Linked DNA regions of Homo sapiens: region 1 is linked to region 2. Evidence: read pairs that join two places in POLR2A ChIA-PET (ENCODE). Cell type or tissue: OCI-LY7. All regions are shown on one strand. Links, peaks and the distances in the headings refer to the core of each region. The heading gives the core; the rest is flanking DNA.

Region 1 (3,804 bases), core at 702-3,201, 76 kb before region 2:
TAGCAAGGCAGTTACATAGGTCTGCCCAGGTTCAAAGGGAGGGAATATTGACTGAAGATCTCAGGGGAGGAGTGTCCACATCACACTGGAACATGAATGAGTGGGATGGGATACACTGATTTGGCCATCTTTGGAAAATACAATCTGCCATACATGATTCTACTTGTTCTGTAATAGTGAAAAAATAACAAGAAAAATTGAAGTAGAAAATAAAAACAAAGAAAAACCATTTCACATAGACATGTATCGCTGCCAAGTGTGAATAACTTGTCCACCCTCAATCACTTTAATTATGGCAAACCCATGGCAGCCATAACCTTCTAGATGTAAATCTCATCTTGTCACTGCCCCTCTTAAAATCAGCCATTAGCTCCCTGTTCTCCCACAATAAACTCCAAACTCCTTAACATGGTTTATAAAATCCTTCACACCTGGCCTTGTTTAGTAATTTCCACCCTCACCTCTCGTCTGTCCCTCCTTTGTTCTTTGTGCTCCAGCTACACTGAACTACCTTCCATCCTCCAAGTTCCCTTTTGCTTTTAGGGCTTTGCACATGCTGTTTTCCTCTTCCAGGACTCCTCTTGGTCCCCATGCTCTTACTCTTCTATTTCCTCTCACTCCTATTCATTTCTATGGACTCAGCTCCCCTAACACGGCCTCTCTCCTACCCCACTCCAACTGGTCTAGGGCTCTCATATCTCCTTCCCATGTGCTCTCAAAGCACCTTGTGCTTACAACTTCCACAGAATTAATGAGGTAGGCTCTACTCCCCCCTCCATCATTCTATGTGGGAAGATGCCGTTCTGCTTTATTTAACACCATGCACCATGCCTGGAACATGGCAGGGGCTCAACAAATATTGGTTAGATGAATGAATCTCTGCCTTAAATAACCTATTTCTGGGCTCAAGTAAACAGCCCTCGCACAAACCTAACATCCCAATGGCAGTATCCTATCTTGAGTCTTATAACTGACGTAGGGCCAAAGCTGGTTGGGATAATTTAGAATTTTCAAGAAAACCTTGCCTGCTTCATGTGGCTGGGGCTGTTCTCAGCCTTGGAGGACTCCTTCCAAAACAGGGCCAGGGAGAGGCTCCAGGGCTTCCGTCTTCCAGCAATGGTCCTGGTGGGCAGGTCTGCTTGGAAGGGTGCACCTCGGCCACAGCTGGCGGGACGTTTGTTTACTTGCTGTGCCTGCAGCCAGGGCCTATTTCTGGATCAGGTATTGGATGCATGCCTGTGTCACTCCAGCCCTGATCTTGCCAGGCGCTGAGTGATGAGCACGTGTGTGTGCCGGGAGAGAACAGCAGCAGTCCCTTAGGTTATCTGCCTGGCTGCAGCCCAGCCTTCTCTGGGTGTACCAAGTCATTACGGCTTGGCCCGTGTTGGTGATTACCCTCCCCTGGCTCTAAAGCTTTAGCACTAAATATTGCTCCATTTGCTCTAACTTGCTGTCTATTTCACTAAGGAGGAAGAAGGAAGAAAGTCAGGGGTGATAAGTAAGATTCTACCAACTTACAAATCTTACTAGGTTGAGGAAGCCCTAACTGGAGTTCCTTGGAGTTTTCAGGGTCAAAGGAAAGAGATCAGCATTTTAGGCCAATACTATTTTTTCCTATGGTTAGTCCCATTACTGAAAAGGAACTGGAACATGAAGAGGTCACTTGACTTATTTGTGACCATTCAGTAAGCCACAAGACAGATAAAAGACAGCACCCAAGACTCTCAGTTTCAAATTTAGTGCCACTTCACTAGCCTAAGATAAATCTGTATTAACAAGTTAGCTTTGGGAGCTAGTGTCAAATTTGGTTTTGGTAAATGGAGTTTCACCTTTTTTTAGAGCCATTGTTTACGCTGTCACCTCTAAATCAATTAAGAAACTATAGCTACAACTCACTGGGTTCCCTTCCGTGGAGTCGTGCAGAGCTCCTCTCACACCGCACCCAGGTTTACACATGGGCTAGAAACCATTCAACTTACAAACTCTGTTTCAGTTCCTCTAAAGCGATTCTCCACCCTCTCATATTCCAATTTCTGTTTCTGAGGTAGAAAATGGGAAGTAGGGAAAAGGCAAAGCTAGAATCTTGCCTGAATGACAGAAACACTATTTTCGGGTACAGAAACATTCTCTTACCATCCCATGATCTGCACTTTGGGAGAGTGTTTTGGGACCTCATTGCTTTTTTTTTCTTAAACTGTTGTTTCTGAGGAAGAATAATTGTTGTTTGTTTATCATGCAGGGAGAATAAAAATTTTAGTTTTTCTTTCTTTAAAAAATCCATCCTGGCAGGGCACGGTGGCTGACGCCTGTAATCCCACCACTTTGGGAGGCCGAGGCGGGCGGATCATGAGGTCAGGAGATCCAGACCATCCTGGCTAACACGGTGAAACCCCGTCTCTACTAAAAATACAAAAAATTAGCCGGGCGTGGTGGTGGGCGCCTGTAGTCCCAGCTACTCGGGAGGCTGAGGCAGGAGAATGGTGTGAACCCGGGAGGCAGAGCTTGCAGTGAGCCAAGATGGCGCCACTGCACTCCAGCCTGGGCAAGAGAGTGAGACTCCATCTCAAAACAAAAAAATCCATCCTGAAAGCCATCAGATGGCCCTGGAGAGGAGTGAGGCCTGGCATCTGAACTCCAGGTGGAGATGGCAGCCTGCAAGCCTGGATGACCGTCAATATTCTGGCTTCCTCAATGTACCCAGGGGCCACAGAGAGCCACTCTCTGTGTCACACGTATCCTGCCAATAAAATGCAGTAGGAATAAAGCGACTAAATCTACTAATAAAGGTGTTAACCCAGTCCAGACAACATGGCGAAATCCCATCTCTACAAAAAATATAAAAAATAAGCTGGGCATGGTGGTATGCACCTGTAGTCCCAGATACTCGGGAGCCTGAGGCAGGATCACCTGAGCCCAGGAGGTCAAGACTGCAGTGAGCTGAGACCGTGCCACTGCCCTCCAGCCCTCCTGGTGATAGAGTGAGACCCTGTCTCAAAAAAAAAAAAAAAAAAAAAAAAAAAAGGTTAACCATTAGTCAATGAAAAGAGAGGAAAGGGCCAGGCATGGTGACTTGCACCTGTAATCCCAGCACTTTGAGAGGCCAAGGTGGAAGGATAGCTTGAGCCCAGAGGTTCGAGACTAACCTGGGCAAAATAATGCGACCCTGTCTCTACAAAAATTTTTTTTAAAAATTAGCCAGGCATAGTGGCACATGCCTATAGTCCCAGCTACTCAGGGGAAGCTGAGGCAGAAGGATGGATTGAGCCTGGGAGGTTGAGGCTGTAGTGAGCCATGATTGTCACTACACTCCAGCTTGGGTGATAGAGTGAGGAGACCTTGTCTCAAAAAAACAAAAAAAAAATAAAGAAGGAAAAAAGAGGAGCGGCCAGGCGCGGTGGCTCATGCGTGTAATCCCAGCACTTTGGGAGGCTGAGGCGGGCAGATCACCTGAGGTCAGGAGTTCGAGACCAGCCTCAACATGGAGAAACCCCAAATCTACTAAAAAAAATACAAAATTAGCCGGGCGTGGTGGTGCATGCCTGTAATCCCAGCTACTCAGGAGGCTGAAGCAGGAGAATTGCTTGAACCCGGGAGGCAGAGGTTGCGGGGAGCCAAGATCGCGCCATTGCACTCGAGCCTGGGCAACAAGGGCAAAACTCCATCTCAAAAAAAAAAAAAAAAAAAAAGAGGAAAGTATATTTGAATATTACAATAAAAATATTTGTATCACTAAGCAAGTATATGGAACCACCTAATTGGTTCCTATCCTTTTGGGCAAGACAAATACTTGATTTAGAAATGAGC
Region 2 (2,500 bases), core at 1-2,500:
GTACAAAAAGTAGCCAAAGTTAAAATTGTATAATTTCAAAAATTTCAAAAGGTATGTATACTGTCACCTCTAGTGATTTGTCAATTTGGCTTTATATAAGAATCTCTAGGGAGGTTATATATAGCTTGAAAAGTCATCTTCAGTGTTGTTATATTTGGGGAGTAAAAAGCTTTTTATTTTGCCAACTGCATGAAGTAAAGCTTGACTGAATTTCCTTGGCTGACAAGGATATGTAGAAGTTGAGAGTCCATTTTCTTTATTATTTAATTTTATTTTTATTTTATTTTATTTTTGAGACAGAGTCTTGTTCTGTTGCCCAGGCTGGAGTGCAGTTGTGTGATCTCAGCTCACTGCAACCTCTGCCTTCTGGGTTCAAGTGATTCTCCTGCCTCAGCCTTCCGAGTAGCTAGGATTGCAGGTGCCTGGCACCACACCCGGCTAATTTCTTTCTTTTTTTTTTTTTTTGTATTTTTAGTAGAGATTGGGTTTCCCCATGTTGGCCAGGCTGGTCTCGAACTCCTGATCTCAGGTGATCCACCCACCTTGGCCTGCCAAAGTCCTGATATTACAGGAGTGAGCCACCACGTCCAGCCTGCATTCTATTTTCGATAAATATATAGATTATCTGCTATGTCTTAGGCACTGTTTTATGTGCTGGGAATGCAGAGAAAAATCTGCTGTCATGGAGTTTACATAATATTTATTCATTTATTTATTTTTGAGACAGACCCTCGCTCTGTTGCCCAGGCTGGAGTGCAGTGGCGCGATCTCGGCTCACTGCAACCTCCATCTCCCTGGTTCAAGTGATTGTCGTGTCTCAGCCTCCCAAGTAGATGGGAGTACGGGTGCACACCACAATGCCCAGCTAATTTTTGTATTTTTAGTAGAGACGAGGTTTCACCACGTTGGCCAGGCTGGTCTCAAACTCCTGGCCTCAAGTGACCCACCCACCTCGACCTCCCAGAGTGCTGGGATTACAGGCATAAGCCACCACGGCCCATAATGGCGTTTATTTATTTATTTTTGTTTTGTTTTGAGATTAAGTCTTGCTCTGTTGCCCAGGCTGGAGCACAGTGGCGTGATCTCAGCTCACTGCAACCTCCGCCTCCCAGGTTCAAGCGATTCTCCTGCCTTGGCCTCCTGAGTAGCTGGGATTACAGGCATGTGCCACCACACCCGGCTAATCTTTGTATTTTCAGTAGAGTCAGGGTTTCACAATGTTGGCCAGGCTGGTCTTAAACTCCTGATCTCAAGTGATCCACCTTCCTTAGCCTCCCACAATGTTGGGGTTACAGGCGTGAGCCACAGCGCCCAGCCCCCTTAATAGCATTTACATAAAAGAATATATTGTTTTCAGCCAGGCGCGGTAGCTCATGCCTATAATCCCAGCACTTTGGGAGGCCAGGGCAGGTTGATCACGAGATCAGGAGATCAAGACCATCCTGGCTAACACGGTGAAACCCTGTCTCTACTAAAAATACAAAAAATTAGCCAGGCATGGTGGCGAGCACCTGTAGTTCCAGCTACTCAGGAGACTGAGGCAGGAGAATGGCGTGAACCCGGGAGGTGGAGCTTGCAGTGAGCCGAGATCACGCCAGTGCACTCCAGCCTGGGCAACGGAGTGAGACTCCGCCTCAAAAAAAAAAAAAAAAACTTACCAAAAGCATGTAAGAAGATAGATGAAGATGGCATTTAAAGCTGTGAAGTCAAATGGTTAAAATAGTAAAAGCAGGACCACATAACTTATTCAGCTAAAGAAGTCTTGGTCAGCTGGGGAGGAAAGTAGTAAAGCCTGGAAATAAGTTTATTGTCTGGACTCTAGCCAGGGCCACCACATACAGCCAATATTCTAGTCTGGTTTTCTGCAGTGTGGTTGCCCTGCTGTTGGTGGCTAGTAGTTGAATAATTGGATAGGTGAACATTTGATAGCTTACAGGATCTGATTATAACTTAGATATATAATGAGAAATAATTTGCATACACAGTATAATCCATAGAGTAATTTTCAATAAAATTACTTTTAACTCTAATTAAAGGCTTAAGATGTTTGTTACTTATTCTAATTCTTCACTAAGATATTTCATATGAATTATAGATTAATTGTATGTTAGAAGTAGTATTTCTGTTAGTGTTTGTCGTAAGTATACAGTGTATATTTTATTCTGATGATATTCCTTAATTGACAATTTCAGATTTTTGATCACCATACTGAAGAGGATATAGATAAAAGTGCTAACAGTGTATTGATAAAAAACCTGAGCAGGACCCCATCTAGTTGCAGCAGCTCTCTGGATTCAATCAAGGCTGATGGGACCTCTCTGGACTTCAGCAGTAAGAGCTTCATGAAGGCTAAATAATAGCAGCCATCTGCTTACTTAACTAATAATAAGTAGTTTTCAGTTCAGGAAATATTTGAATGTTGTATATGCCTTTTTGGGGTTATAAAAAGTTGATCAGTAAAATAATATTTAGTTTATTTTTAATTCTTAGTTTGTAATGC

What was found. ChIA-PET counts read pairs that join two places held together with the same protein. Peaks named below come from ENCODE experiments on the same cell type or tissue, not always from the same donor. Only the 100,000 strongest peaks of a DNase experiment are listed, where the experiment ranks them.
Region 1: POLR2A ChIA-PET joins it to region 2 with 5 read pairs; 3 of 35 experiments call an interaction of 5 or more read pairs at or near these places.

Annotation. Positions count from the first base shown.
Region 1 is chr15:40,548,817-40,552,620 of GRCh38, forward strand. It overlaps a transcript of CCDC32 not described here. Among named protein-coding and RNA genes, the nearest start is that of CCDC32, 14 kb to the right of the region's middle. In OCI-LY7, for the core only: no CTCF peak of the experiment used is centred there; a DNase peak (open chromatin) is centred at 1,955; H3K4me3 peaks cover 650 bases; H3K27ac peaks cover 1,064 bases.
Region 2 is chr15:40,625,878-40,628,377 of GRCh38, forward strand. It overlaps KNL1 (kinetochore scaffold 1), which reads left to right. Exons shown (of 26, transcript NM_144508.5): 11 at 2,193-2,331. Among named protein-coding and RNA genes, the nearest start is that of KNL1, 33 kb to the left of the region's middle. In OCI-LY7, for the core only: no CTCF peak of the experiment used is centred there; no DNase peak of the experiment used is centred there.